Linked DNA regions of Homo sapiens: regions 1 and 3 are each linked to region 2. Evidence: chromatin loops called from intact Hi-C (ENCODE). Cell type or tissue: lower leg skin. All regions are shown on one strand. Links, peaks and the distances in the headings refer to the core of each region. The heading gives the core; the rest is flanking DNA. Region 1 overlaps GNAL (G protein subunit alpha L). Region 2 holds the start of MIR7153 (microRNA 7153). Region 3 has its middle 36 kb from the start of ANKRD62.

Region 1 (10,642 bases), core at 1,583-9,582, 60 kb before region 2:
GTTGGCGAGTCTGGTCTGGAACTGCTGACCTCAGGTGATCTGCCCACCTCGACCTCCCAAAGTGCTAGGATTACAGGCGTTTGAGTCACCGTGTCCAGCCGGTGAGACTATTTTCAAAGGCATTAAGGAAACATTAATTCAGTGAACTTGAATAAGTGGAATCCACTAAGATGAGTGACCACTGATGGTGGTAAAAATATCTGTGGAGCAGAAAAAGGTTTAGTTGGACAAATTTACAAAGCTTGTTAAATGTAAGGTTTTAAAATCCCATTGTTATTTATCTTACTAATCGCTAGCAAGTGCTCTGCGGACAATGTTTGAATCTGTCATGAGTTTTTGAACCCTTAGCATCAGGAGTGAAATTTACTTCTGTGAACATCGTCAGTTTCATTAATGTTTGTTAAAAACAGAAGCTGAGTATCCTGACTTAGCTTACAGCAGTACGGTGGCTTAGCAGTGGTAAAGTTTTATTGTGAATTTTTGAACTTAGAGCTGAGATGAACACTTTTCTGGAAGAGAAGAACCTTTGACAATCTCCATTATTGAACACTGAATTGCTTTGAAAATTGGCTTTTGCTGAAGACCTGTTTCTTAAGTAATTCAACCTAAAATTATAAGGTAAAATTGCATCTGTATGCAAATCTTATATTGCAATAAAGTTATTTAGGGACATTAATGTTGCTTGAATCATAAACAATGTCAAGGTGCTTTGCATACTTCCTGTGCTGTCAAAAGGTAAAACAGGAAGTGAGCTCTCCATTTCCACACAAATTTGCAGCAGAAATATTTTCCAAGCTCAAATGACAATTCCAGGAGCCTTTTCACAACTTGACAAAAGTACGAAGGAAATTTCCAAATTTCGACATCCATTTAACTGTGCAATTGAGAAGCTTCCACTTCAACTTCAATTGGAAGTGGTTAGTTTGCAATGTTATGCAATGCCAGAAGGCAGATATCAAGAGAAGAATCAAACACAATTTATAGATGTCTTCCAAATGATGAATATGCTCAATTAAAAATCACAAGCTTGTGGACTGACATCCATATTTGGCAGTATCTGTCTGAGTGAAAAGACATTTGCAAAGATGAAACACATAACGTCGCACTACAAGTCAGCATTGACAGATGACATCTGCTATTGATTTTGATAATGGGAGCACTTACTTTGAACATTAATTTAGTGAAATGTTATCCCTCCCCCAAAACAGTTGCATTCTTTTTATTAGTAGACCTATCTTACAAAAAATTGTACACAATTATTTTTGTTTTATGTTTTAGATTTCATTAATAAAAATTTGGTGGAAATTTGTTTTCTCTCCTCTTATGTAAGTATCTACATAATAATCCTTGATTTTACCATTTAGTCTATAAAACCTAAACTATTCATCCTACAGAAACAGTCTGCTAACTCTTGGTCTAGACTCACCTTGCTATTCAAAATACAGTTCACAGTCTAGCCTGATAAGCATCATGTGGTGCTTGCTAGGAAAACAGAATTGTGGGCCCCACCTGAGACCTACTAAATCAGAATCTGCATTTTATCAAAATCCCTGGGGATTCAAATGTTCATTAAAGGTTGAGGAGCCCTGCTGTGGAACATAAGCCAAAACAGCAAGTAGGTATGCTGTGTGGTCCACCAACCTCCCAGGGACATCTGTCTCTTGCACTCTATTGCTGGCACACACACATGCTGCTATAAATGTCTTGATGTTGCCACTGCAGCATGGTGCGAGCGCAGCTCTGCACCGTCCACGGCCGCTGCAGCATGGTGTGAGCGCAGCTCTGCACTGTCCATGGCTGCTGCAGCATGGTGTGAGTGCAGCTCTGCACTGTCCATGACAGCCTGCTTCCGTTCTTCCAGGGTGAGGCATCAGCCACTCAAATGCTTCAAGGAATAGTAGGTGTGCTGGATTTGTCTCCAAAAGCTACAACCCAACTACACATCCAGGGCGCAAGCAATTTAGTATCAACAGATTGCATGACTTAGATAAGAGGAACCCAGATTTTCGTGGATTTCTTCTTCCACTTGTATTTAAGGCAGGCTCAGCTGTCAGCTGCCTGATGGTCTCAGTTTCCCTCTGTTTGAATAAAATGCCAGTGTCATCAAAGGAAGAAACCGAGGCCTTGGATTTTATCCACCTAAACTCAGGCTGAAATACAGCAATACTAGGTACCTTTTATAATAACATGACTCTCTGGTAACCCTGACTGTTTTGCAATACATCTTTGCTGCTGTCAGTCTTCCTGTCATTTGTAAAGAAGATAAATTAAAAAAAAAATCCACATCAAACACCTCCACTCCTTCAATCCTCAACCATCACGTGACTGGTGTCTTCATTTAAATTGTGAGGATACATTTTTTTTTAATGATAGAATTCAGACACAACAGTTTCAACTATTTATGTAGTTATAATGTTTTTAAATAGTTGTGATGTTTGGAGAATATATAGTACACATATGAGGTCCTCAATACATTTTAGCTCTATCCGTCCCCACCAAATGACAATCAGCCTTGACTCCTCACCTTCTCTCCTATTTACATCCAATTCATCAGCAAATTTTTTATTTTCTTTTTGTTAGTTTGTGTACCATTTAATTCATGGTACACAAAATTCATATTAAATTTGCTTTATAAAGTCAGGGCTTTAAAAATGGAAACAACTTGACAAAATATTCATCATGACATTTTGAGACCATTAAGACAAACTATAATGAAAAAAAGCCAGAAAAGAACACATTAACCATTCTTCACTACATATAGTTACTAGGAGGAATAAAACAAGTCACAGATCATCATCTTAGTACAGTGCAGTTCTCTCATTTAGAACTGGTTTATTAGGGCAATTGTTAATGCTGCTCAGAGAAACACTGAGAACAAATATCCACTGGAGGTAAAGTGATTGAAACCTTAGCTAGAAGATGCTTGTGATCTAATCATTATTTCAAAGTAGATAGAGCAGGGGAAAATCCATTTTCATGTACAGCTTTGATTTTTTGGCTATAAGAGATCAATCTGTGAATGATTTTATAAAGGATGTTGAGAGGTCTTTCATAAACATTATTCCATTTAAATAACTTATAGTCATATTTAGAAAAATAAACGGTGCATTATATTACCAAAACTTTGAAACAAAGACAGAATGTAAAATCCCTGACCCTATTGACTCTGCCGTATTGATTATATAGCACACTTGCATTATGGCTGATTGTCTCTGAATGACTTAAATCAAATGTCAATATCTAACCTTAAAGATAACGATAAATGCCGGTCATTTTTCAGATTCTTGAAAAATGAATGACAATTTGCACTAAAAATTTAAGAAAATGTAAGAATAAATGATTATGTCACATAAGATTCTTTTCATTTTTCTTCTTTATCCTTACTTTTCAAATTTTCCCCTGTGAACATGTATTACCTTGGTAATCTGATAAAGAATGCAACTTTTTTTTTAAACTGCTAGGTATTTTGTCTGGAACATTATTTATTTAATAATTGATTGTATTTCTTAGTAGTAAATTAGATTATCTTCTAACACTGTCATGTAATATGAAGATACAAGCAATCCATATGCCTATTTCTAGTAGACTTGTTTAGCATGTTTGCTTAAGACTGATTTCTTTTTTTTCTTAACATTTTAGGTTCAGAGGTACATGTGCAGGTTTATTATATAGGCAAACTTGTGTCTTGAGGTTTTATTGTACAGATTATTTCATTACCCAGGTATTAAGCCTAGTACCCATTAGTTGTTTTTCCTGATCCTCCTCCCAACCTCCACCCTCTGAAAGGTTCCAGTGTGTATTGTTCCCCTCTATGGGTCCATGTGTTCTCATCATTTATCTCCCACTTATAAGTGAGAACATGCAGTATTTGGTTTTCTGTTCCTACGTTAGTTTGCTAAGGATAATGGATTCCAGCTCCACCCATGTTCCTGCAAAGGACATGACCTCGTTCTTTTTTTTATGGCTGCATAATATTCCATGGTGTATATGTACCATATTTTTCTTATCCAGTCTACCACAACAGACATTTAGTTTGATTCCATGTCTTTGCTATTTTGAACAGTGCTGCAATGAACATTCGTGTGCATATGTCTTTATGGTAGTGAGAGGTGACAGCGTGCTGGCAGCCCTCACAGCCCTCACTCGCTCTCGGGGCCTCCTCTGCCTGGGCTCCCACTTTGGCGGCACTTGAGGAGCCCTTCAACCCGCCACTGCACTGTGGGAGCCCCCTTCTGGGCTGGCCAAGGCCAGAGCCGGCTCCCTCAGCTTGCGGGGAGGTGTGGAGGGAGAGGCGGGGAGGGAGAGGTGCCGGGGGAACAGGGCCAGTGTGACTTCCGGGTGGGCGTGGGCTCCGCGGACCCCGCACTGGGAGCGGCCGGCTGGCTCCACTGGCCCCACCGGCCCCAGACAGTGAGGGGCTTAGCACCTGGGCCAGCAGCTGCTGTGCTCAATTTCTCCCTGGGCCTTAGCTGCCTTCCCGCGTGGCAGGGCTGGGGACCTGCAGCCCGCCATGCGTGAGCCTCCCCCACCCTCCATGGGCTCCTGCAAAGCTGAGCCTCCCTGACCAGCGCCGCCCCCTGCTCCAGGCACCCAGTCCCATCGACCACCTAAGGGCTGAGGAGTGTGGGCACAACCGTGCGGGACTGGCAGGCAGCTCCACCTGCAGCCCCCGTGCGGGATCCACTGGGTGAAGCCAGCTGGGCTCCTGAGTCTGGTGGGGACGTGGAGAACTTTCATGTCTAGCTCAGGGATTGTAAATACACCAATCGGCACTCTGTATCTAGCTCAAAGTTTGTAAATACACCAATCAGCATCCTGTGTCTAGCTCAGGGTTTGTGAATGCACCAATCGACACTCTGTATCTAGCTACTCTGGTGGGTACTTGGAGAACCTTCGTGTGGACACTCTATATCTAGCTAATCTGGTGGGGAGGTGGAGAACCTTTGTGTCTAGCTCAGGGATTGTAAATGCACCAATCAGCACCCAGTCAAAACAGACCACTCAGCTCTACCAATCAGCAGGATGTGGGTGGGGCCAGATAAGAGAATAAAAGCAGGCTGCCAGAGCCAGCCGTGGCAACCTGCTCCCGTCCCCTTCCACACCATGGAAGCTGTGTTCCTTCACTCTTTGCAATAAATCTTGCTGCTGCTCACTCTTTGGGTCCACACTGCCTTTATTAGCTGTAACACTCACCGCGAAGGTCTGCAGCTTCACTCCTGAAGCCAGTGAGACCACGAACCCACCAGAAGGAAGAAACTCTGAACACATCCGAACGTCAGAAGGAACAAACTCTGGACATGCCGCCTTTAAGAACTGTAACACTCACCGCGAGGGTCCGCGGCTTCATTCTTGAAGTCAGTGAGACCAAGAACCCACCAATTCCGGACACAGTAGGATTATCAATATTCTTTTGGGTATATACCCAGTAATGAGATTGCTGCGTCGAATGGTAGTTCTGTTTTTAGGTCTTTGAGGAATCACCACACTGTTTTCTACAATGGTTAAACTAATTTACACTCCCACCAACAGTGTATAAGCGTTCCTTTTTCTCCACAACCTTACCAGCATCTGTTTTTTAATAGTAGTCTTTTTAATAATAGCCATTCTGATTGGTGTGAGATGGTATCTCATGGTAGTTTTGATTTGCACTTCTCTAATGATCAGTGATGTTGAGCTTTTTTTTTTTCATATGTTCATTAGCAAATTGTTAATTTGCCTTCAAAATCTATCTAGAACTTGACCACTTCTCATCAGTCCATTACTACCACCCTGCTCCCAGCTTCTACTGGCTGCTTGGATTATTATAAATAGCCAAAGTAAAACCCAAGGTCCTTTTACTGCCTTATATGTTCCTACTTGGTTGACCATGGGCCTGTGGCTTATTCCTTGAACACATCAGTTCATGCAAACCTCAGGGCATCTGCACCTGGCTCTCCATATCCCAATGCTCTTCTCCAGAGAATGACCTGGTCCCCTCTTTTGTTTCCTCCACACCCTGGCTAAAATGTCCACTTTCTCAACAAAGCCTTCCTGACCACTTTATTTAAACTTGCAACCCGCTTAGCAATCCCTGTGCTCATTTGTTTTCTTTTCTTTTTTTTTTTTTTTTTTGAGATGGAGTCTTGCTCTGTCACCCAGGCTGGAGTGCAGTGGCGCGATCTCGGCTCACTGCAAGCTCTGCCTCCCGGGTTCATGCCATTCTCCTGCCTCAGCCTCCCGAGTAGCTGGGACTACAGGTGCCCACCACCACGCCTGGCTAATTTTTTGTATTTTTTTAGTAGAGACAGGGTTTCACCGTGTTAGCCAGGATGGTCTCGATCTCCTGACCTTGTGATCCGCCCACCTCGGCCTCCCAAAGTGCTGGGATTACAGGCGTGAGCCACCGCGCCCGGCCTTGTTATCTTTTCTTTTCTTTCTTTTTTTTTTTGAGACAGGATCTCACTCTGTTGCTCAGGCCAGAGTGCAGTGGCACCATCATGGCTCACTGCAGCCTTGACCTGCTGGGCTCAAGCAATCCTCCCACCTCAGCCTCCTGAGTAGTTGGGACTACAGGTGTGCACCACCATGCCTGGTTATTTTTTTTGGTATTTTTCTGTAGACACAGGGTTTCACCATGTTGCCCAGGCTGGCCTTGAACTCTGAGTTCAAGTGATCCACCTGCTTTGGCCTCCCAAAGTGCTGGTGTGAACCGCCACACCCAGCATTAGCTATCCTTAATGTGAAAGGAAAATAAAATCTCGGGACCCTAAACTCACTATGCCAAAGGGAAAGTTACACTTGGGAACTGAATCATACAAAAACTGCCTTCCTTTTGTTCCTAAACAGATGGCTACAAAGACAGAAGATAGGTCACCTATCTCCCCAGGTGGCCTCCCTCACTAACTGCTCACAAGGAAATTCTTTGTGAGCCCTAAAACGGAGTTTTGTTTTGTTTCACCCTGACAATATAAATTAACAGTGTATCTTCACAGGTACAGGACAAAGACAAGACTAGAAATCATCCCTCTGAGAGAAATGTGTATTTGACCTCTTCCTCTACTCTACATTTACTTTATCTCATATAAAATGCAGATTTACTGAGCGTGAGACAAACGCATAATTAACATACCTCTACCCCTCCTTTCACATGTGGATTCAGCGAGCGCTCAGCAAAGCCTCACAAGACTGTGACCACTCACCTCAGCACCTACTGTCCCTTTTTTTCTTCCCTCCTTCCCCTCCTGTCTGCTCTTTCCTTTTTAAAGTTCTTAAAATCCTCTTTTGGAAAAAGCACAGTCCACAAATCCTACTGTGACTTGTGTCTTTTTTCCTTGGGCTGTCCTCAACCTTGGCAAAATGAAACTAAACCGACTGAGATCTGTCTCAAATACTTTTTGGTTCATGCGTTTCACTGATGGAATATGGCAGGGGTACCTAGTGGGCAGGCCCCAGGAAGAGAAGTATTTATAGGAAGGGTGGGAGAGACTACAATCCAAGCTTCCCTGACTTTTGTGATGCAGTTTAGTTGCTGGCATCGGAGATGCCCCTTGAGAATCCCACGACTCTGAAGCTGTTCCCTTTTTTCAAACCTGGGCCTTATCCCTGATAAAATGCAAATGTGTCAAGGACAGAGAAGGTGTTAGGCCTCGCCCTTTAGACCTCAGTGTGAACTTGGCAGTGACAGGAAAAGGGCAGGAGACCCCAATCACCAGACCATGCTTTGTGCATGGGTCTCACCTTGCAGATTTTCATAACAATTTTTCTGGACGACATTCCCATCTTCATTTTATGCTCCAGGAAAGGGAGCTCGGAGGTGCTCAGTGACCGGCCAGAGGTAGCAGAGCCAGAAATCAAGTCAGGTCCTGGCTCTACAGCCTGTTCTTTCCTTGTATAGCAGAGGTTTTCTGCTTATTTTTAAATGATTGTTTTCGCTCTAGATATGTGTTGAGGGACTGAATATATAAACAGGCAATGGCCAGGCTATATATAAAAATATATATAGTCTGACCCACAACCTGCAGCAACTGGCCTAGGATGGCAACCTATTATTGACAGTATCCAGTACAACAGCAACCACTCCAGGAAGCCAAACAATAACCTTTGTAACAGTTGGCTCCAAATGGCCACAACTTGACTAATAATTATCAACTTGCTTAATTTTTGCTCCTACTTAGGACCAACTGGAGAAACCCAAAGATGCTCTGCTAACCAATTGCATGGGATGTCCCCTTTGCACTTAGCCAGCCTACAGCTTCCCCACGCCAACAGCCTCCAATCAGGGAATATCTGAAGCCTTTCCTTTTTCCACTAAAAAGCTTTCCCACTCATCTGCCTGTCTTTGAGTCTGCCGAACACAAGTGATGGTCACTGACTCTTTTGCTATAGCAAGTTCTAAATAAATAGCCTCTGCTTGTTCTCATTTGGGTGGCCTTCATTTGTTTTCTCCCTGTGCTCACAGAAGTCACTTCGTGTTGTACACACATGTCTTGTGGACACAGTTTTCATTGATAAAATTGTTCTTAGCATGAAGGAATTAAACATATCAGCATTTCACAGTGTTCTGCAAACAGCGCAGTTGCCCCATATGGTGTTCATGGGCTGGGGACATCAGAGACTGGTCATTCCCAGTTGACTTGGGAGGGGGTCCTTCTCTCTCCTTCTTTTTCTCACCTCTCTCATCCCTTGCCCACGAGGGAGTTTCAGGTAGGATGAAGGAAACATAGGCTAGTGAATGACACAGGGAATGTAGTCTGTGAAAGGCAGCTACTACGAGCAAGGAAAAAATCTGTTCACCTTGTAGATATGTTTTTCTGAGAGACCTGACCAGGTCTAATCACGTCCTCTGCTCCTGTAGAGGGAGAACTGAATAACTAAGAATCCGTGCTTGCTAGGGAGGATTAAGGAGTAAATGGGACAGGGAGAGAAATCAGAGATTTTCAACTGGACTGGTAACTCTATAGAAAAAAATTATAAATGTTCACACACCATCCTTTGGTCTCTATTTGAGTTTAAATTATGTAATAATACAATTTTATTTTTGAGAGTGATGTCAGCAAGATGGCAAAATAGAAAGTCCCAGCCCCGCTGAAAAATTTATTGCCCTGCTGAAAAATTGATGTAACAAAATATATGGGCCAAAACACCTTTATGAGAGCTCTAGAATCCAGTTAAGAAGTCACAGTACTCCAGATAAGTAAAAAGCCAAAGCAGTTGCATTAAAAGAGGTAAAAAGGGCAATTCAATTTTATGCACGTCGGGCCTGCCCCCAAGCTGGCACAGCACAGTGCCCAGAAAGACCACCCTGGCCTCACTCTCCCCGAGAGAGTGGAATTAATATCCAACTCTGAATTTTTTATGTGTTGCCCAAGGGACCAATTTATATCTTGCTTCACCCAGCGTGCTGAGGGACAAAGAATAGTTTAAATGCCTGAGGAAAGCTAAGAACAAAGAAAAGGGGCAGTTGGTTTGCTGTGGCCAGCACAGCTCTGGCTGATTGGGAAAAGGTGCAAAACTCATGACTTCTCCCCACGGAGGGAGGGAGAAGAGTGGGGCACCCTGGCCTATGGTATAGTAGTGAGACACCAGAAGGAGCAAGAGATTATGGGCTCCTGAAAAAAGAAACCAGTAAATCCCTATAATTAAAATGCACAAGTCCAGGGAAGACACATCCACAGAAAAAGTTTGAGAGCTTCCCAGAATCTATAGCTAGGCTGATTGGTGAAGATCTTTCCCTGCTAAAGCCATAAGGACTGGGAGAGGTGGCTGTTTCTTCAAATGGACAGATACCAACATAAAGCTATAAGGAACATGAAGAAAGAGGGAAATGGGACACAACTAAATGAACAAAACAAATCACCAGTAACCTACCCTAAAGAAATGGAGATCTATAGACAGAGATCAGACAAAGAATTAAAAATAATCATCTTATGAAGCTCAGAGAGTTACCAGAGAACACAGGCAACTGAGGGAAATCAGAAAACTATGTATGCATAAAATTAGAATATCAACAAAGAAATAGAAACTATAAAACAGAGAACAAAACACAAATTGTAAAGCTGAAGAATATTAACTGAACTGAAAATAATCACTACAGGGCTCAAGAGCAGACCTGAGTTAGTAGAGGAAAGAATCAACAAACTCAAAGACAGGTCATTTGAAATTATCTAGTCAGAAGAGTAAAAAGGAAAAAAAAAAGAATGAAAAATTGAAGATAGCCTAAGGAAGTTATAGGACACCATTAAGCTAATCAATGTATACATTTTGAGAATCCTAGAAGGTGAAGAAAGAAACTGAGGAAGAAAGCTTATTAAAAGAAATAATGGTCAAAACATCCCAAATCTGGAGAGGGAAATGGATATCCGGATTCATGAAGCTCAATGAATCACGAACAGGATAAAGCCAAAGTAGTTCAAACTGAGGACCAGGCATGGTGGCTCACGCCTGTAATCCCAGCACTTTGGGAGGCTGAGGTGGGTGGATCACGAGGTCAGGAGATCGAGACCATCCTGGCTAACACGGTGAAACCTCGTCTCTACTAAAAATACAAAAAATTAGCCGGGCGCGGTGGCAGGCGCCTGTAGACACAGCTACTCGGGAGGCTGAGGCAGGAGAATGGTGTGAACCCGGGAGGTGGGGCTTGCAGTGAGCCGAGATCACACCACTG
Region 2 (10,642 bases), core at 822-8,821:
GATGCGAACTTTATCTTTGAACATTCAGACAGACCTTTAAAAAAATTAACTTAAAAATAATATTAACCTATTACTTCAGAAATGATACATTCAAAGGAAAATAAATCATCTGATTCCAGAGAAATGGGTTACTAGTATCAGCCAATGGGGCTTTCAGGTTTGCTGTACTTTTTAGATGGGGTGTGCATATTTATGTCAGCTGGAAATGTTTGGGGATAATTGTACCTTTTTTCAATGTTAAGTCAGGATCTTCTGGCCATTTTGCCCTTCTCTGAGCACATGGTGAGCCAGACTATTCATGGGAAACAATACTTTGGATAAGGTTTGCCAATTAAATCTCTCTCCACATTTCAATTACTTTCTCTAAGCAAGGTAGACATATGAAATAACTTTTCATTAAATATTGCATCTTGGAATCCTCAATAGGAAGGCAATGAAAAGCTAACCCAGCCCCATCGGATACTGAGCTCTTCCTTGCAATAGTCCTGTCTGTGACTGTCTAGCTTCTGTCTGAACACCTATGAATGACAGAGAACTCTTCCCCCAGGAAGATAATTCCATATGTGTGCTTCTGTCAGGTTGGCTGCATATTGAACCAAAATGTATCTTCTCGTGTTCCTGCTCTCCTACTCTTCAGTTCTAATTCTTTCCTTTAGGGCCACATGGAAGTAAATCCTCATTTTAATCTGGGTTCTCCAGAAATCAAAGCCTGATGCAGAAGGAAGGAGGGGTGGGGATAAAGAAGAGAGATAGGGAGAGAGCTCATATCAGGGAGCTTGGGACTGTGGCTCTGAGAAGCCACACCAACCTCGTTCCGGGGATGCCTCCTCTGCCATGGAAAAAGGGGGATTCCTGGACTGGCTCTCCTCTCCAGTTGGGATGCTAACTCCCCTACCCTTGGACTCATGCACCCCAGGGGTGAGATCACCTGTGGTGTCAACCAGTGACCTCTCCAGCATTGGGGGCAAGAGGCATGTGGCCTCTTTCACACTGTGCCTGCATCAGGCCCATCAGAGCATGCGTTGAGCCTATTTTTTATAGTTCAAACCAGGGCACTTTGAGAGTGAACCGGGGTGGGGGGGCGTCGCAATAATTATGCCAGGGCAACAAGGGTGACTGGGAGTGCTTCCTGGGCAGACTGGGACTTGCAACCATCCTCCTGAGCCCATGAAGAGCTGGACTAAGGATTCATGAGGCCTTGAGGCTCTGAAGAGGTGCATGAGAAGGTGTGATGCAACTCTTGCTCACACAATAGCTGGAGCTGAGGGTTCATTAACTCATTCGGCAAATATTTACTGGCTTGAGAGTGTTAGGACCTGCTCTAGGGTGGAGGGAAGCAATGGTGAGCCCAGCCATGTACAGGCCCAGCCATGTACAAATCACGGAGCTGGTCATTTAGAAAGGCAGATGTCACTTTAAACAAGTAATTACTTAATTACAATTGGGTAGTTGCAATCACACAGTTGGAGAAATGTTATGAATACATAAGAGGATACAAACTTTTCTAAAGATGTTGGCCATCAGAAAAATGTCCCTAAGAGAGAAACATTCAAGTTAAGACTCTAAGGTACGAAAAGAATTGGTCTGGTTGGATTGGATAGAGGAGGAGGGAAGGAGAGATGGAGAAGGGAATTAGGAGGGCAGGAAAGAAGAGGGTTAGAGATACAGCAAACCCATGAAAGAAACCTCCCAGGTCAAAGAAAGCTTGGCACCCAAGAATAAAAAATACAGCCCTGTGTCTGGGGCATGTGTCCCAGAGGAGGACTGGCTGGAGGTGAGACTGCATGGGGCCTGACACCACGCTGAAGATCACGGTTTCAGTGACTTAAAAGTTTGTGGAAGTAATGTTCTCCCAACTAGCTGCTGTTTGGAGCACGGATGGGGGAAAGAAAGCCTGTAGGATGCTCTTGGGAGTGTCAGGCCATGGAAATGATAGTTGCTTTGGTTAGGTTACAGGGAGTAGAGACGGAGAAAAGTGGATGAGGTTGAAATATATTTAGGACACAGAATGGGTAGGACTCAATGCCATGTTGGATGCAAGTGCGGAGGGACAAAGGGATCAAGGATGAGTTTGTCCTCAGCACAAATGACTTTCCCATGGAAGAACCATTTTGTGAAGTGGGATGAGCTTGTGTTGGGGGGAGGCTGACTCTGCACTGGTTTTGGGACCTTCTGAGGTTGAGGCAATGTGAGACCTTCACACGGGGATGTGCAGTTGGGAGTTGATCTGGAGGGCTGGAATTCAGAGCAGAGATTGGGTCGAGAGACGGAAATTTGGCATTGTGAACATGTTTGAAGCCATGGGAGTGGGTGAGACCTTTGAAGAGAGATCACAGAGTGAGAACTGAAGTGAGTTGAAAGCAGGATTTTGATAAATTCCAATGTTCAAACTAGGCTTGGAGAAGGAGCAGGAGCTCTGAAAGGAAACTCAGAAAATGTGGCCAGAGGGTCAGAGGGTAAACAGAGAGTGGTTCCTCAGGAAGCCGGGGAGTGGGTGTTTCAAGAAGCTTAGCGGTGTGCAAGGCTTCCAAGAGCCATGAAGAAACTGAGCAAGATGGCAGGCTTATCATCACGCAAGCCTCTGCTGGCCTAAAGGAGAGTGTTTTAGTGGCTGGATGTCCGACTGGGGGGTGCTGAGGAGTGGGGCTGAGGAAGAGTGGACGGACGGATGGCCAGATGAATCAAAACAAAGCTCCGGTGGGAAGAGAGAGCAAGGAGCTGGAGGGGACCAAATCCTGGGGGGGGGGCTCCCAGGGGCAAAGGAGAGCAGGCACGGATGCCAATGGAGAGGCATTTTGTGAGAAAAGGCTGAGGTTTTATGAGAAAGAGGGAAAAAGGGAGTGGAGTGCCTGAGGAGGCTGGGTGGGCCAGGGCTACTCGGAAGCATCTAGAGAAGTGCTGCCTTTTGATAGGAAGAAAGGGCTCTCGTTTTAGTTTTAAAAAAAAAAAGATGCAGTGAGTGGCATTGCTGCGCACAGGCTCTGGTGAAATGGCGTCAGGATGCGTCAGAATTCCTCACCGGCGTCTTCAGATTTTCTCTGAAGTATTTGAGATAAGATCATCTTCCATAGGGTGGCAGCAACAGTGGGAGGTTTGAGGGAAATGGAAACTGCAAGAAATTGTTACTGTGTGGAGGTGCTGGGGAAGCAGGCATTCGGAGACCTTTATTAGGTTTCATGATATGAAGATGACACAGGAGAGCTCATCAGCTCCAAAGTATTTACAATCGAATTTCCTAAAGAAGTGGACTGGCTGCACAGATTGTGGTCGCTGTCCTTCATGCTTGTGCTGGTATTTAGAGCACAGTGTCTCTGTCTTACCCCCCAAAGCAGCTCTGGACTCAATGTCTAATGAGCATCTGAGATGGCACCCCACCTTTTTAGTTTTGCTGTTTAAAAATAGTTTCACAAATGACTTTCCTCTGCTAGGGAGCAAATGTCAAAACACTTTCTGAGAACTCCCATGACCTGACTGTTGAAGTGACAAAGCCTATATCCCTTAGAACAAAGTAAATTCTGGTGCTTCTTTTTTGGTGTCTGTTTTGTATTGTATCTATTTTTTAGAGATGGGGTCTTTCCATGTTGCCCAGGCTAGAGTGCAGGGGGGGCATGATCATAGCTCATTTTAGCCTCCAACTCCTGCACTCAAGTGATCCTCGCACCTCAGCCTCCCGAGTAGTTGGGCCTACAGGTGGTGCCACCACACCAAGCTCTGTCTGTTGATTGGGATGCAGCTAGGGTGGGGTGAGTGGTAGAGGTAGATTCATTGGCACAGGAAGGCCCCCACACACATGAGACCAGAGGAACTGGCTCCATCCCTGTGTCTGACTTGCCTTTGTTGTAGAAGCAATGGTCCAGCTCCCAGGTCTAGAGGCTTGAGTTTGTTAAAATGTGCTGGACATCCAGACAAATCAGACACTTTTTATGGAAAGCTATATAAAGGACACCATCCTTCCTAACAATACCACAGAGATTCAAGGGATTCAAAAATCGAGAATGAAATCCGTTCCAAAGCACGATACTGATGGCCTAATTTTGGCTTATGTCCTGCTGAGTTACCCCCAGTAGTGGGCCTGAGCCCCTTGGGGGAGGGACAAAGTAAAAGGTGGGTTGGTTGGGGAGAAGTGTTGACCTGGAAGTTGTAGCTGAACTTCAGTAAACTCTTTTATGAGGGGTATAAGCTTTGCACCCTGATTACGTACTAGAAAGATAATTGCTATTCAAACTTAAAAATGGCTACATGTACTATCTTGGTTTCCAGTGCTCCACAATCTGGTTGGAGTCCCATCTATTCTTTCATGCTTAGTTGGAATCTTCTTCCCTAGCTATATTGATTAAATAGGGATGAATCACGCCCTTAACCACGCTCAGAGCACTCCTGAGATAGTATCTTCTTTCCCCTTTGTTATCAGTTCCTCAAAGACAGGAGGATGTCTCTTATGTGTTTATATTCCCAGGGTTTCATACTTAGTACTTTTTTGATGTGCTTACCTCTTTGAAGTTTTAGGGAACTTGCTCAATAATAAAGACTAGACATTGAATTTGCTGTCGAGATGTTCAAAGCTGAGGCTTTTTTTTTTCTTTTGCTGTGATTCCAGAAAATCCTGTCTTCCATCTGTGTTTGGGAGGCAACTGAGCGGTCTCGCCTGGCAGTTTCCTGTTGGGCTTGTTTCTTCAGCGGACCCAGGTCTGGTGTTCCTTCTCTGTCCCTCACCACGACCTCTCTACTATTGAACTTATAAAAGGGGAGATAAGGAGTGTAAACCATTTAGAAAACATATGTTTGATATTTATAGCTACAGAAGATATTTAAGGTGTGATTGATCACACGTGAATTTCCTTCCAAACAACAAACCGAGCTGGGAAAACACTCAGTGGTGTAGACCGCCCCCTGCTGGCCTCGTTCCGAACCCCAGAGCGCGCCGGTGCCATCCCGTCGCGTTGCCGCAGGGAGGGGAGGAGTACCGTGCCCACACCTAGGAATGTATCTTCGTGGAAACCCCATGGCACAGGGTGTTGTGTCCTTTGGAGCCCCTCCTCGCAGCTGTGAGCTATTTACTAATAGCTATCACGTGGGGAGGTTGTGTTGCTTTAAAAATGGAATGATATTTCTGCTTTACAGTTTTCCTAAATCTGGGCATCTAGTGAAGCTGTCCTTCGGGAATTCACGCTCCAGCTGGAAGCCAAAGGGGGAGGGCTGTGTTCTCTGAGGGAGTTGGAGGTCACCCCGTGCTGGCGAAAGGTCTGGGAGTGGAGCTCAGGAGGTCTGCCTTTGACTCCGGCCTCCTTCTCCAAACTGGGGGTTTCCTTGTCAATGGAGTGGTTTGACTAGGTGATTTCTAAGGACCCTTCAGCTGTGTCATGGTGGGCAGCACCGTCCTGCCTTCCTGGAGCTTACATTCCAGCTAGCGTGTTTACTCGAGCTCCTGTGCTCGGTGTGGTGAGAACTGACAAATGTGGTAGGTGGTCGAAGTCATCCACACCATGGACGGTTTACCACTTCTGTGACCGGACCCTGAAGTCGGGATTTGCTGGGAAGCACACAGGTGCACCCATCTCCTTCCAGGTCACTGCCCCAGTCAATTCGTGCTGGCTGAGGCCGTCTGCGCATCCAGCACTCCTTGGTAATTCTTGTATGTCTTCATTCCGCTTTTCCTGCATTAAGCATGGAAGCTCTTTCCAAACTTCTTGGTACCCGGGTCCTTTGATCCTCCTGCCCCTGCTGCTTACTCTCTTAGCAGAAAACCCTACCTCCCTCCTGCAGAAAAGACGCTGTCTGAATTGCTAGCCTTCCCCTCACTACTGGCTGGCTCTCATCAGTGTTGAATTTACCTTTGCCCCAACCAAAAAGCCAAAATACTGGATGCTGCATTTGCCACCTGCATTCCATATCTCATATCTTTCCTTCCCTTCACAGTCAAATTTCTTGAAAGCAGTGTCTACATCCACTGTCTTCCTTTCTTGCCTCGACTTGTTCCCGAAGCCACTGCAGGCTGGCTGACTTCCTCATCTCCACTCCACCGAAACGGCATCATTTCAAGGTCCCCCAGTACCTGCATGTTGCTGAAGCCAGTGGGCACCTAACACTTTTTGTTTGGGGCACTAGACCATTCCCCATGCTCTCGATCAATGCTCCTGGTTTCCCCCTTCATTTCAGCTGCTTATTTCCTGTGGTAAGGGTCCTGCTTGCTTTTTGTCTTCCTTTGCGTTCTTTCCCAGATGTTTTTCGGTTTTGCTCCCCATCCTGCCACCACGGGAGCAGAAGAGGCAGGTGCAGGGATGCAGAAGCACAGCAGGGAGGTGCTTTAGACGGGTTGGCTAGAAGGCCTGTGGAAGAGGGCATTTGGCCTTGCTCATTTCAGAATTCCTGCGAAGAGAGCACAGGGGCAAGGGCCTTCCCTAGATTACAAATGGAAATGAAGCACAAGCTTGAGTGCCAGAGCAGCATCAGCTGCTGTGTGGCGTGGGAAGGGACCCCGACGTCCTAGGGATGCAGGGTAGATCTGAGCTACTTGCTGGGGAGCTTGCCCTAGAAGTCTGCCAAGGTGGGGTTGGAGGGGCCCTGCAGATGAGAGCGGCCAGGTGAGCTGCCTGGACTGGGGGCAGGTGGGATTGCAATGTAACAAGTGGACGCCAAGAGGCCCCACCGCACAGCAGGAGCTGAGGTGGGGTTCGCCAGCAGTGGGAGACAGCCAGGCTCTTTGGGAGGGATGCCCGTACTAAAGGGAAAGTCACATTTCTCAGCTGGATTCCATTTCACTCTCACTTAAGTGGAACCAGCCAATGTGCACCCAGGACAGGATCCAAGGTGGGGACCCATGGAAGGAGCACAGGCCTCCAGCGCTGCGAAGGCATGGGCACCACTCCAGGCCCACATCCTCTTGGAGAAGAGCAAGAGAGTGGAAGAAGCAGGAAACGTTATTTACCCGCCTCAGAAGTCACCCAAGAGCTCGTGAAATTGGGCAGGGACTGTGGTAACATAAAGTTTCAAGTTCAAAGTTTATGTGTCCTTCCTTACTCCCGGTGGAGTGGGCTCATGAGAATATCCAAGTGTTTATAAAGGATAAAGAACCCACATTTTCTTTGCACATCTGGCTGGAAAGTGAGAAATGTATAAATTTTTGAAGAAACTGAAGGGACTGTCATACATCTGTAATAATGATACACGTAAAGTCTGTGGAATAACATGAAAAATCTGTAAGATGTACCATTAAGCGAGCAAAGAATAAAACTTGTGTGTTTGATTTTAACCGTGTAAAATCAAATACTTTTGAGTAAAACCTGGAAAAAACGTGAGGAAAATAAAACCAACTATCACTGTGGTAGGAGTGTAGGTGGATTTTTAAAAAATCCTCTCGTCTTATTTATTAAGAATAAAATAAGGTTGTTAATTCATTTTTTTGATTGTGGTATACTTTAAATTTCTTTCCTGGTGGTGCAGTGTACCCCACTTTTTTTTTCTTTCACTGGAACTAATGTTTCTGTTTGGAAAAGCACACATAGGCCAGGTGCACTTTGGGAGGCTGAGGCGGGTGGATCAGCTGAGGTCAGGAGTTCAAGGGGCCCTCCAGCCTGGCCAACATGTTGAAACCCCAACTGTAGTAAAAATACAAAAAGTTAGCTGGACGTGGTGGTGTGCACCTGTAATTCCAGCTACTTGGGAGACTGAGGCAGGAGAATCACTCGAACCTGGGGGGCGGTGGTTGCAGTGAGCCGACATTGCGTCACTGCATACCAGCCTGGGTGACAGAGCAAGACTCTGTCAAAAAAAAAAAAAAAAAAAAAAAAAGAAAAAAAAGGAAAACCACACACAATAAAATTTTAATAACTATTCCTTTCTTAAAAATCATGAAAATGCCATGTCATTTCCTTTTACTGAAAAAAATTACATAAAATTTAAGTATAAAATATGTCATAGAATAGTAAATAAAATATGATCCCATTTATGTAAAACAATGGGTTGTTTTAAATCCCATGTGCTACCTCTGCTTTCATTCCTCAATATTCTCCAATTTCCCTTTGCTTCCCTATACTTTTGTATTGGGAAACATTATCTATTCCTGCATAAAAAAATTACCTAACACTCAGTGGTCTTAAGCAGCAATATCTATTACCTTGCACTGATTCAGTGGACCAGGAATTTGGGAGTGGCTTAACTAGAAACTTCTTATGAAGCTGTAGCCAGGACCCCACCAGCACCACAGTGGCTGAGAGCTTTGTACAGGGGGTGGACACTCCAGCTTTTGCATACCACCAAATCCACAGCTTCTCCCAAATGTTAAGTTTTTGTTACTGAGGTACCTTTCTTCTGCATTCCAAAATCTACTAGTTGTCTATCACTGCATTAACAAATCACCCCACGAGTTGGATGCTTAAAGCAATGATTTCAGGATGTCCCACTCACATGACTGGCAGGCTGGAATGGGGCTGGCGTCGGCAGGTGCCCTTAGCTCCTTGCTGCATGGGCCTCTCCACAGGGCTGCTGACGTGTCCTCATGGCATGGTCATTGGTTACCCCACTAATGAGTGATCCCAGAGAACTTAAGGGTAGGCCAAAATATCTTTTGTTACCTAGCCTGCGAAGTCATACTCCATGATTTCTGCAATATCCTATTGGTTACACCCTTAAGCCATGCTCATTTTGGAAGAGAATACATGAGGGTATGAATACCAGGAGGTCGGGGGCATTGGGTTTCTCTTGGAAACTGGCTACCATAGTCTGCCCTCTCACCCCCAGTGACTCATGTCCTTCCTGCATGCAAACTACAGTCATCTCAATGCCCCCCAAAGTCTCATCCTGTAAAAGCATCACCTTGAAAAATCCAGGATCTCAAGATCTGAATCAGGCCCAAGTGTGGTTGAGGCTACTCCGATCCAGTTTCTCTTGATCTGAGGATCTATGAATGAAAGAGACAAATTATTTGCCTGTCACACATCCAACATATGATGATGTGACAGGCACAAGATAGCTGCTAAGACGTTCCTGTCTAAAAAGAGGGGAAATGGGAGCCGTACAGGAATCACTGGTCCATACCAATTCTGAAATCCATCTGGGCACAGTTTGAAAGTTACGTGAATAGGACTCAGTCCTACTCCTGTCTGGGAATGAGTCTCCCTGCTTCTTGGCTCTGCCCTGCCGGCCTTATTTCCATGTTTCCGTCATTCCTCCTTTGTAGACTACGTTTGAAACTGAGTAGTCTTTCAGTCTTCCTGCCTGCAAATGTTTGAGGGTTCAAAGCCACTTTTCATTTGTACCTCTGTCCCTTTCAGTCCAAGCTGGTGTTTCTGCCAAAGCAATTCTTTTCCAGTAGCTGGGAGCCTCCTTGATGGGCTCATTCCATTTGACAGAAGTCACGCCCGTAAATCTCTTTAAAATAAATCTTTCTCTTTACCTTTAGGCTGCTACTGAGACTGCTAAATGGCAACACCTTTAACATATGCAGAAGTCCTGCTGTTTGACTGAACAGTTCTTTGGGATTTTGCAGTCACACACTGGATGTCATCTTTCGATCTTCTTTTCTTGAGAGGGCCCTGGATATGTATGATCTTTGATAAGAAGCCAGTTCTTACCTTTAGCATCTTTGCCATCTGAAGATGGAGAGGCTGGGAATGTCCAACAGTTCCTGCTAGTATAAATAGCAGGAAAAAAAATCAGGGGCACCTTTAAAACTCAGTTCACAGGATACATTTTCTATTTTCCACATTCTGTAGACGACAGCGTTGCTATACGTTTTGCCACTGCATAACCACCTGTTTCCAATGAGTCGCCTCAGTTTCCTTTAAGCCCTCACAGACAACCTTCTCAAATGTCACCATGCTTTTGCTAACAGTCCCTTGAAAGTCCTTTAGGCTTTCATTAACATTCCTTAAAGTCCTGCCAGCTTCCTCCCACTGCCAAATCCACAGCATCTCCCACATTTTAGGTTTTTGTTACAGTAACATCCCGCCTCCACCTTCCAAAATATATTAGTTATTTACTGCTGCATAACAAGTTACCCTAAAACCTAGATGCTTAAAACACTAAAAAACATTTATTATGTCACCCATGTTCTGTGGGTCAGGAATTAAGGCATGACTATTTAGTTGGGTGGTCCTGCCTTAGGGTCTCTTATTAAATGGCAGTTAAAATGTCAGCTGGAATACAGTCATTTGAAGACTTATCTGGAATCAGCAAACCCAATTTCAGGATGCCTCACTCGCATGGCTGGCTGTTGTTGCTGGCTGCTGGAAGCAAGCCTTGTTTCCTTGACACACGGATCTCTCCACAGGGCTGCTTGAGTTTCCTCACAGCATGGCAGCTGGTTTCTTCCAGAATGAGTGAGAACTTGCTTTTTATGCCCTTGATGTGGACATCACACACTCATTTATTTCTGCAGTGACAGCCTATCCCACTTACTGTCGGGGGAGGAGAGTACACAGGATATGAATGTCAGAAAACAAGACCACTGAAGTGATCTTGGAGCCTGGTTGCCACATGAAATATATAAACAAGCGAATTTATGGTCATACATAAATGGTTTCACACAAAACAAAAGCAAAAGACCCCTAAAAACCAGAAGAGCACACACAGATATACACATGCCATGCACATGTGAGCACATAGAGTAAAAGAATAATAAAATAAAAAATACCAAGTATGAGAA
Region 3 (10,642 bases), core at 1,554-9,553, 400 kb before region 2:
GCTGGACCCAAGGGACAAAAGGATGTCCAGGGCCCTTCAGGACACACAGTGAGTTAGGAGTCAGGGCTCCCAGGACACCCAGTGAGTGAGGAGTCAGGACACATTAACAGGATCATGAAAGCATAGCTACTCAAGTAACTAAATAATTATGCAACTAATTTTTTCCTCATCACTAAAACATAGTTATGGACAGATTATTTTTAAAATACAACACACTAACAAGTAGTTTATCCTTAAAACTCAGTTATGGTTTGTTGTTTGTTAAGGCCATTGCTTGGGAAAAAGAAAACAGGAGAAGGAACAAGATGATGATACCGAGAAGAAAACACAGACTGGAAGGAAGGAAAAAGAACAGGGGAGGGAATTAGAAGGCCTATTATGACACCTTTTTCCACTCCCTGATTCGTGAAATTTGAATAAGTCCAATATCAACAACAAAAAAAAAAGCAAAAAGATATACAAGTAGTCACATCCTAAATTTTGTTAATAGTGAGATAATACCGAGGGGGGCGGATCACCTGAGGTCAGGAGTTTGAGACCAGCCTGACCAACATGGCGAAACCCCGTCTCTATTAAAAATACAAAAATTAGTGCCCATAGTCCCAGCTACTCTACTTGGGGGGGGGGGCTGAGGCAGGAGAATAGTTTGAACCTGGGAGGCGGAGGTTGCAGTGAGCTGAGATCACACCACTGCACTCCAGCCTAGGTGACAGAGTGAGACTCCATCTCAGAAAAAAAAAAAAAAAGAGTGAGATAATATGCTGACACTCACACCTGGCTCATGCAGAGGAGGGCTCCCTCCAGAGACTGCAGGAGAAGGGGGAGGACTCTTCCTTGCCCTGGCTGTTCCTCCCTCGCTTCCACTGAGGCACCCGAAGCTTCCTACCCACCCAAGTCCTGGCCGGGCAGGCCCTGCAGTGCTCTTACTGCCCCTTCCCGGCCCCTAGACTTGCTGCTGCTGTCCCCACCAGCACTAATGTCAGTACAACCATCGCTACTGTTGTCCTCAATGCACTGGCCCGAGCTACAAAGCTCCTACCACCTGGCCACCGCCGCAGCCCCAACCCTGCCACGGCTGCAGCCAGCAGTCCTCCTACCACTCTGGCGCACTGCAGTCTCCGTAGCCACCACCAACCATTGCGAGGTGAGCAGCAGCCCCAGGCCATCAGAACCACAGCGGGTATGGAGGCCCTGCCATGTTCAGGATTCCCATGGAAACGCTATGCACTCCCTGTGCTCGAGCAGGAGCAGGAGGAGGTCACCCTCGAGAGTCTGGAGTCCGGGGAGAGGAGGAAGGCTCCTTCCTTGGAGGCCACTGCTGTTGCTGCAACCTCTGCCACCACCAGCAGGGCAGCCCCTGATAGTACCCCTAACCCGCCACCCCACTGTTGGCCCCAGGATAGCACCCCTGACACCCGGCCTTCACCACTGCAGTTTAGCACCCAACAGTGCCTCCAACCCATCCCCGCCTCGGACGTTGCAGCACCAGATAACTCCCCCAACCTGCCCCCTCCCATGGGCCATGCAGCCACGGATAGGACCCCCAGACAACACCACCCCCCACCGCTGCAGGTAGTGACGCCCCTGCTCCCCGCCATGAACAGTGCAGCCACAGATCCTTAAGGCCCCCAACCCACTCCCTGCGATAGGCAGTGCAGCCCCAGATAGTGGATGGCACCACCAACCATCCCCCAGCCACGGGGAATGACGCCCTGGATAGCACACCCAACCCGCACCCCACCACAGGCAACGTAGCCCCTGATAGCGCCCCTATCCCATATGCCGCTGCCGGCAGTGTAGTCCCCAACTGCCGGCAGTGTAGTCCCCAACTGCGCACCAAATTCAACCCCCACCACAGGCAGTGCAACGCTGATAGTGCCCCTAATTCACCCCCACTGACTGCAGTGCAGTCCCCCTCCAGTGCCCACAACCCACCTCACCACCCCGCCTGCCACTGGCAGGATACCCCCAAACTACCCCTTGCCATGGGCAGTGAATCGCCCAATAGTGCAGCCAACCCACCCTCTATCATGGGCAGTCTGGCCCTGATAGCGCTGGAAAACCCCCCACCAAGCACCTCCCTGCACCCCCCAACCTCTCCATCCCCACCCCCGCCACCAGCCATGTAGCATGCGATACTGCCCCTAACCTATGCCCTGCCATTGGCCTTGCAGCCCCAGATAGCGCCCCCAATAAGCCCCCCACCATGGACAGTGCAGCCCCAGATAGCATCCCCACCCCGCTGTGGGCAAAGAAGCCGGATCAGTCAGAGCCCCGACCGACCAGTCCCCACACCCCTACACCGCTGCCAGTGTAACCACAATAGTGGCCCCAACCTGCTCCCTGTTGCAGGAAGTGTAGCACCCATAGTGCCCCCAACCAGCTCTACTGCTGCCGGCAATACAGCCCAGGATAGTGCTGACAACCACCCCCCCACCGCCCCCCGCAGTGGGCAGTGCAGCCCCAGATAGCACACCTAAAGTAGTGACGCCCAGGATAACACCCTAATACACCTAAAGTGGTGCTGCCTGGAATAACACCCCAACCAGATCCCGGCCGTGGGCAGTGTAGCCCCGGATAGTGCACTTACCCCATTGCCTTTCTATACTCTGGCCGGCTGCAGTGTGCATTGCTGCCACCAACCCCAGCTAGGCGAGCCAGTGAGGTGAGTCAGTGAGGCCACCCGCAGTCCCGTAGGCTCTAGCCTCCAGCCTGCAGTAGGTGCCTCCTTCCTCTCTTCCTTTAGCCAGGCATGGAAGTAGCTCTCGCTGCCAGCTGCCTCCTACCACTCCATACGCTCTGCAATCTCCATCACCGTCACACACCATGCAGATGCAAGCCCTGGTGCCACAGGCTCCAGCCTCCAGAGTGTGGCAGGGGAGTCCACTTCCACCTTCTCTAAGCTGCAAACTGAGTGGCTGGACAGGTTGACAAAGAACAGCCTGCTACGGCGGGACTCCCCCTTAGCATGCATTATATACTGAGGTTATGCAAGTGAGGTTCCTGGATTGGATGAGAGAAAACTGCTAGACCTATTCTAATTGAACTTTATTTTCATGTTCTGATTGGATGAGAGCAAGTCTTAGAATAACCAATCAGAACGAGAAGATAAAGTCCAATCAGAGTTGGCCTAGCTGTTTTCCTTTCATTACAATCAGAACATGTAGTTTATAAACTTGGTATATAAAGCATGTTAAGGGGTCACGCCATAGCTGCTGCATTCCCAGCTTGGAGTAGGAGATGCCCTCTGCTGCATGCTGGAGGCTGGAGCTTGCGGGACTATGGCTGGCCTCGCTGGCTTGCCTTGCTGGCTCGCCTTGCTGCGGTTGGTGACAGGGACAGACACTGCAGTCTGCCAGAACAGAGAAAGGCAAAGGGGTAGGTGCGCTATCCAGGGCCGCACTGCCCGCAGCCTGGGGTGGGTTGGGGCCCTATCTCAGGCATCACTGCCTGCCTTGGGTGGCTGGTTGGGTGCGCTATCTGGGGCTGTGCTGCCTGCACCAGGGGGTGGGTTGGGGGCCCTATCCAGGGTTGCACTGCCCTTTGCAGGGAGCAGGTTGGGGGTGCTATCCCAGACTGTATTGCCGGCAGCAGTGAGGTGGGTTAAGGGTACTATCCAGGGCTGCACTGCCCGCGGGGGCAGGTGGGGGGTTTTGGGTTGAGCGGGCTATGGGGTGCTGCAATGCCCACGGTGCAGGGAAGGGGAAGGTTTGGGTGTGCTTTAGCTACGATTTTGCATTAGCTAGGATTTCCAGTACTATGTTAAATAACAGTGGTGACAGTGGGCATCCTTATCATGTTCCAGATCTTAGAGGAAAGGCTTTCCATATATCCCCATTCCATGTGATTCTAGCTGTGGGTCTCTCTCATGTGGTTTTTATTATAGTGAGGTATGTTTCTTCTGTACCTGGTTTTTTGATGATTTATAGCATGAAGCAATGTTGAATTTTATCAAATGCTTTTTCAGTTTCAATTGACATGATCATATGGTTTTTGTCCTTTATTTGGTTGATATGGTGTATCACACTGATTGTGTGTTGAATGACCCTTGCATCCCAGGGATACATCCCACTTAATCATGATGAATTATCTTTTTAATGTATTGCTGAATTTGATTTGCTGGTATTTTGTTGAGGATTTTTGTGTCAATATTAGAGATACTGGCCTGTAGTTTCCTTTTTTCATGTCTTTGTCTGATTTTGGTATCGGGGTAATAATGGCCTCATAGAGTAAGTTTGGAAGTATTCTGTCCTGTTTTTTAAAGTAGTGTGAGTAGGATTGGTACTAGGTCTGTGAATGTGTGGTGTGAAGCCATCAGCAGTGAAGCCATCGGTTCCTGGGTTTTTCTTTACTGGGAGACTTTTCCTGATGGCTTCAATCTGATTACTTGTTACCACCGATCTGTTCAGGTCTTGGATGTTTTCATGGTTCAACCTAGGTAGATTGCATGAATCTAGGAATTTGTCAATTTCTACTAGGCTTTCCAATTTATTGGCCTATGAAATAGCCAGTTATGATCCTTTGAATTTCTGAAGTATCAGTTGTAATGTCTCCTTTTTTTGTCTCTTGATTTTATTTATTTGAATCTTCTCTCTTTTTTCTTAGTTAGCCTGACTAAAAGTTTGTCAATTTTGTTTAACTTTCCAGAAAACCAACTTTTTGTTTAATCTTGTGTATTTTTTTCATTTCAATTTTATTCCTGCTACAATCTTTATTATTTATGTTGGGTTTAGTTTGTTCTTACTTTACTAGTTATTTAAGATGTATTGTTTATGTGAAGTTTTTCTTCTGTTTGGATGGTAGGCACTTACAGCTAAAAATTTCTGCCTTTCTACTGCTTTCTGTGTATCATAAGTTTTGGTATATTATGTTTTCATTACCATTTGTTTCAAGAAATTTTTCAATTGCCATCTTAGTATCTTCTTCAATGACCCACTAGTCATTCATTCAGGAGTGTATTGTTTAACTTCCATGTGATTGTATGGTTTCCAAAATTACTCTTCTTATTGATATCTAGTTTTATTCCCTTGTAGTCAAAGAAGATGGCCACAGAGACCGCAGTATGGTTAGAGTGGTAGGAGGCAGCCATCAGCAAGAGCTCCTCCTTGGCTAGCTGCTGGAGGCTAGAGCCTGCGGCCCAGCGGCTCGCCTCACTGTGGTTGGTGGTGGTAAGCGCAGCGCCCCTTGCAGAGTTTATCAGATCCCCCATTGACGAAGGCTGCAAGGCAAAGACCCCCGCTGGGCCACCATGCCTGACCTGAAGATGCAGGAGGTGAAGAAGATCTGCTATGAGTTGGCCCTGGCTTACTTCCACCACGGGCAGGCTGAGATTGAGGCCCTGGCCACCCTCAAGGTGTGGGAGTTGTGTCACACCTATGGCAAGCCAGAGGGCCCCAGAGATGCCTGGAGGGCTGTGGCCCGGGATTTCTGGGACACCGTGGGCGAGGAGGAAGGAGGTGGAGCTGGCAGTGGTGGTGGCAGCGAGGAGGGAACCCGAGGGGTGGAGGTGGAGGACCTCCAGGCCCACATCTGCAAGCTCATGGGGATTCTGCAGCAGGTGAAGCTGCAGAACAGCAGCAAGGACTGGGAGCTGCAGGCGCTGCAGGACCGCATGGTCTGCATGGAGAGGATCATCCCCCTGGCCCAGGATCATGAGGATGAGAATGAAGAAGGTGGTGAGTTCCACTGGGCCCCACCTGAAGGATGAGAGGAGGCAGCCCCCAGTGACCACATGCCCTCAGCCTGGTCCCCCTCACCACCACTGTCAAGCTGGGAGTGGGTGTCGCGGCTCATAGAGGAGGACCCTGCCTTCCATCGAGGTCACCTTTGCTGGCTTAAGCAGGAGCAGCTACAGCTGCAGGGACTGCAGCGCTGTGAGGGCTGGAGCGGGGGTGCTGCACAGGCCCCCAACCCGCTTTGTAACCCCTCACGATGCAAGCTGCGCTTCCCCTTCAAGAGCAATGCCCAGCACTGGAGTCCTGGCCAGGGATGGGGAGCGGGGAGGCTCCAGCTCCACCCCTTCCCCCTGAGGAGGTCACTCCCCCTCCAGCCACCCCTGCCCGCAGGCCTCCAAGTCCCCGAAGGTCCCACCATCTCCGCAGGAACTCCCTGGAGGAAGGGGGCCAATCCTGGGGAGCGGGTTCTGCACAGCCTGAACCCCAGCACTTCTAGGCCAAAAAGCACAACTTACATTCAGCAGCCCCAACTGTACCCAGCCCAGCGGCCCCCAAGACCCCGCTACTCCCCATACACTACTCCCCCACAAATGAGATGGCAGCGCTCTGCCCCTGACCTCAAGGAGAGTGGGGCGGCTGTGTGAGTCCCACATCCTGGGCAGAGGGCCTGGTGGAGTCCCTTGCTAGGAGAAGGGAAGACACCTGAGATGCTGCTTCCCCCAGAAGCACTGGGGCAGGGAGGCTCAGGAGATGAGAGAGAAGGTCCGAGCAGGTGATAGAAGACATGGGGGAGACCGAGGCGGAGGCTGAGGAAGAGGGCGCGGAGTTGCCAGGAGCAAACCAAAGTGAAGGGAGAGGTAGGAAGCTGCCTCGGGGCCACCCCTTGCAAGGGAGCGGGTCCCACAAATGCTGCTATGGGTGAGGTGGGGGCTAGGGTGCTGCATAGCCAGTGTTTGAGTTTCTTTTCAAGTAGGGGAAAGGGTAAGAGGACTGAGAGTGAGACAAGCTCTCCCCAGCCTCTGTCCGTCTGGCTGTCTGTGGTGGTTTCTGTTTCTAAGGAGGCATGGTGGGATCATAAGTCATTCCCCTCCCCTTCCAGGCCTCCTGCTATATTTGGGGACCTGACTGGTTTGGCTGGAGTCCCAAGAGGATGTGGGCCCTTTAATAAAGGATAGCAAACGGGGAAAAAATATAACTTATTCTTCCATTTTCCTCTTGACAGGCATTTTATAAATTTTAATTTTATGTCTAGTAGTTTCTTCATTTACCATTTTATATTTTTGTAGTGTTCACTCTGGTTATTACAGTATTCATTTTCAACTTTTTTTCTCTACCTTAAACTAGGATGTAGGAAACAGGACTTTTCTACATCACAGGCAGTGTAAGACTCTCAAAACAGTTTAACTTTGTTTACCCTTATCCTGCCTTTTTTGCCATTGTTCTGATATACTTGGTTTTTACGATTGTCAGATTCTAATAGACATTACTGTAGTTGCGTTGAATTTCCTTTTCAGGTTTCTTCATTCCATCCTGCAGTTCTGTTCTTCCATCAAATATTATTTTTCTCCAACATGAAGAACTGTAGTATTTCTTGTTGTGCGTTGTTTACTGTTGTCACTTTTTTTTTTTCAGTCTTTATTTGGAAAATATATTTATTTTAGAAGAGTGTCCTTGAAAGGTTTAGAATTTTCTGGTTGCCTTTTTGACTTTTTAAAATGTCATTACATTTTGATTTTCTCATTTACAAGTTACCTGTTCAAAATTTGTGCACTGTCTTCTGACTTTCATAGTTTCTCTTGAAATGTTTGCTGTCAGTTTGGCTGTTGAGACGGCCTACTTCTATCATTAGTTTATACAATTTATTTCTCTGCTAGGTAAGAGTGGGATAATTTCATACTGTGTTAAGGATAAATTTCTTTCTATGCTCGGAATAGGAATTCTTTGATATGTGTTTTCTGAACATCTTCTCCCACTCTGGGTTGCATTTTTATTCTGTTTATCTTTTGATAAAATGAGTTCTTAATTTTCATAGAGTATGGTTGATGTAATTTGTGCCCTGTTTAAGAAGTCTTTGCCTATTCTGAAGTCATGAAGAAAAACTTTTTATGGCATTTTCTAAAACTTTTTGCTTTAATTTCCAAATTTAGATATGTACACTGTCTAAGATGGATTTTGCTTACACTTAAGATGGCAATAAATCTCATTATAATGAACCTAGAACAATTTATTGAAATTATTATTTTTCTGAAACCTTGTCATGAATCAAGTGTCCATATCCATGTGGATCTATTTCTGAACTCTCTCTTTCCTGTTCTGTTGATGCATTTGAAAATCCTTACACCTATGTCACACTACCTTAACTAGAAATACCAAACATTTGTTGTATTGAATTCATAATCTGTTTCTAAAACTATATTTTTATTTGTATCTTTCTGTGTACATAATTGTTTTACTTTATTATTGTAAGAACTTTTAATAATATTGAATAAAATTGGAGATAGCAGGCATCCTTATCTCGGTCTTAGTTTTTTAGTTAAACACTTTCCATATTTCACCACTAAGTACTGATGTTTGCTGTAGACATTTGTAGACATCGTTTTACCATTTAGAAAATTCCTTTCTATTTCTAGTTAGCCAAGAGTTTTTTCTCATGCTTTTCTGCATCTACTGATATGATCCTATGATCATCTCTTGGTTTTTAAAACTATTTATTGTTACCTATATTTCCACATTTCAGAAAATTCCATCATGGTTTCCATGGCCTATTCTTTTTTTAAGCCTGTTAAAAGCCAATTTACCCTCAGATTCTATTCCTGATTATTTTCTTTTCTCAGTTCCCTCACAACCTTCTGATTCACTCTTGATGGGCTTGAACACCACTAAATTATCAATGTCTCTCAAATCCTTATTTTCATTCTTGATCTCCATATTATGCTTCGAATTTAGTATATTTAAGACCCATCTTGCTGGAATACTGTGTTTAATCTATTTTTCCCTGATTTTCCTGGCTTACTTTGTGACTCTAGTATCTGAGCCACTGTTCATGGGGATCACCTGAGGAAACATTTTTTCCTCTCCATGAATTGGTTCCCACGTTTTGCTGCTCTCTGTCTTCTATTATCAGTGCCCTATTTTCATCCCAGTTTCAACTACAGTAGTTTATGTAAAGGGTCTTGTTTTATACTTTATCTATTCCCTCCTCTCTCAAGAGAATTGCTTCTATAGAGGAAACCTGGCAATGTGATTTCATTCTATGCTTACGTCTCACCTTCTGCTCTCCATTTTCCATAGCAGTGATCCCTAGAAGAGGCGTACACTTAGAGGATCTTCAGAAAGATCCAACTGGTCATCTCCTATATACTCTGCAGAAATTTCAAGTATAACAGTTCAAAAATCTTTCCATTTTCTACACATCCTTATTGTCTCTGAATTAAAGGATTAGAACCCAGAATACATATTGCAATAAAATAAATAAAATATTAGGCTGTTTTCTTCATTTTAAAATCCAAATAAGAATTATTTATAATAAATGAATTTATTATTTATTTTTATAATTTTTAAATATAAATCTGTAATGCTGAATAATATTCTAGAAAATAGTAAATGATCAAATGCTTTGGAGTCTGTTGCTCTGTAGCCCATTCCCTGAATACTTCCCTGGCCATTTTTCTCATGAAGGCACCAGGCCATATTCTCATCTCCTGTGCTGTTTGCCCTTTTGCTAATTTTTTACGTGCTGGAGGCCCCCACCTTTGCCTGTGCCATGGCTCTGTGCTTATGAAGGACACAGCATACTAATACTTCAACCAACAGCTGTGCTTCCTCAGTGAAGCTCAAAACAGAACCAACTTACTTCCTTATTTATAGAATTAGCCAATCTTCTGTGTATTTTCACCATTGTAACATATTTTCTTACCAGACTTTATGCTCCATGAATACAAGAAGGTTTTTAGTAATCTTAGTATTTCCAGAAATTATAATCGTTTCAGGTATGTTGTGCAGACTTGATAATTTTTTGCCTCTAAATGAATTCACAGAAGTAGCACTAAACACATAAACAGATGTTCATGTATATTAAATGTTCTGTGGTTTTAAAGACTATTAAAAAAAATAAAGCAAGATTAGACTGAGTGGGCTTCTTGAAGGAATAGTCATGGGAAACTTTACTGAGATCAACAGAAGAGCAGAAATTTGACTGAAATGACTGTGAGACATGAGGATTCTGCCTCTTTTTAGCAGGGGTAACAGCAGCTGCTAGCCATGGGCAGGAATGTGCTTGGTGGTTTTGAGGAATAACAAAAAAAGTCGCAGTGGCTGAAGGGAGAAGGCAGGAGGTGATGTCAGGAGGCAGTAGACTCCAAAGGTGAGCCTATCGTAAGCTTTATTCAGTAAATTCATTTTATTCTTAATTTAGTGGTAGATTTTCAACAAATGAGCAACGTCTGGTTTATGTTTGTATGGGAGTTTTCTCTATATTTCTGTATATTTTCTCTATAGAGAAAATACTAGGCAGGGCATAACATATAGAGCTCATTAAGGAGCTGTGGTCGTTTCCCTCCTGAGTGATTGTGGTGGCTTGGACAAAACCGAAAGGCCTAAAGGGAATGAGACGAGATTTGATTCTCTCAATATTTAGAAAGTGGGGTGATAACCATATAACGAATATTTGTAACATCAGAGTACCAGAAGGAAAGGAGAGAGGTATTTAAAGTATTTTAAAAAATAATGGCTGAAAATGTCCCAAATTTAGCAAAAGTTATGAAACTACACATTCAAGAATCTGAGATAACATCAAATAAGATAATTTTAAATAAATCCATGGTGAAGGCAAATCATAATTAAATTTTTGAAAACTAAAGACAAAATCTTCAGAGTAACCAGAGATAAATAACACATTCCCTACATAAAAGAATGGCAGATTTCTCATCTGAATCCATGGTGGCCAGAAGGAAGTGTAGGACATTTTC

Evidence for each region. Peaks named below come from ENCODE experiments on the same cell type or tissue, not always from the same donor. Only the 100,000 strongest peaks of a DNase experiment are listed, where the experiment ranks them.
Region 1: a loop joins it to region 2, with 2.4 times the contacts of the local background. A loop is called at or near these places in 25 of 110 quality-filtered maps.
Region 3: it touches region 2 in a loop (3-fold over the local background); 4 of 110 quality-filtered maps call a loop at or near these places.

The regions. Positions count from the first base shown.
Region 1 is chr18:11,710,930-11,721,571 of GRCh38, reverse strand. The region is part of intron 1 of GNAL (G protein subunit alpha L); the gene reads right to left. Among named protein-coding and RNA genes, the nearest start is that of GNAL, 27 kb to the right of the region's middle. RefSeq lists an enhancer at 6,953-7,512. In lower leg skin, for the core only: no CTCF peak of the experiment used is centred there; no DNase peak of the experiment used is centred there.
Region 2 is chr18:11,649,740-11,660,381 of GRCh38, reverse strand. MIR7153 (microRNA 7153) reads left to right here and starts at 5,441; the gene lies at 5,441-5,497. RefSeq lists a cis regulatory region at 2,546 and an enhancer at 2,462-2,631. In lower leg skin, for the core only: no CTCF peak of the experiment used is centred there; a DNase peak (open chromatin) is centred at 4,907.
Region 3 is chr18:12,052,347-12,062,988 of GRCh38, reverse strand. It overlaps the pseudogene LOC107985122. Among named protein-coding and RNA genes, the nearest start is that of ANKRD62, 36 kb to the left of the region's middle. RefSeq lists enhancers at 1,834-2,373, 2,916-3,455, 3,456-3,997. In lower leg skin, for the core only: no CTCF peak of the experiment used is centred there; DNase peaks (open chromatin) are centred at 5,808 and 6,222.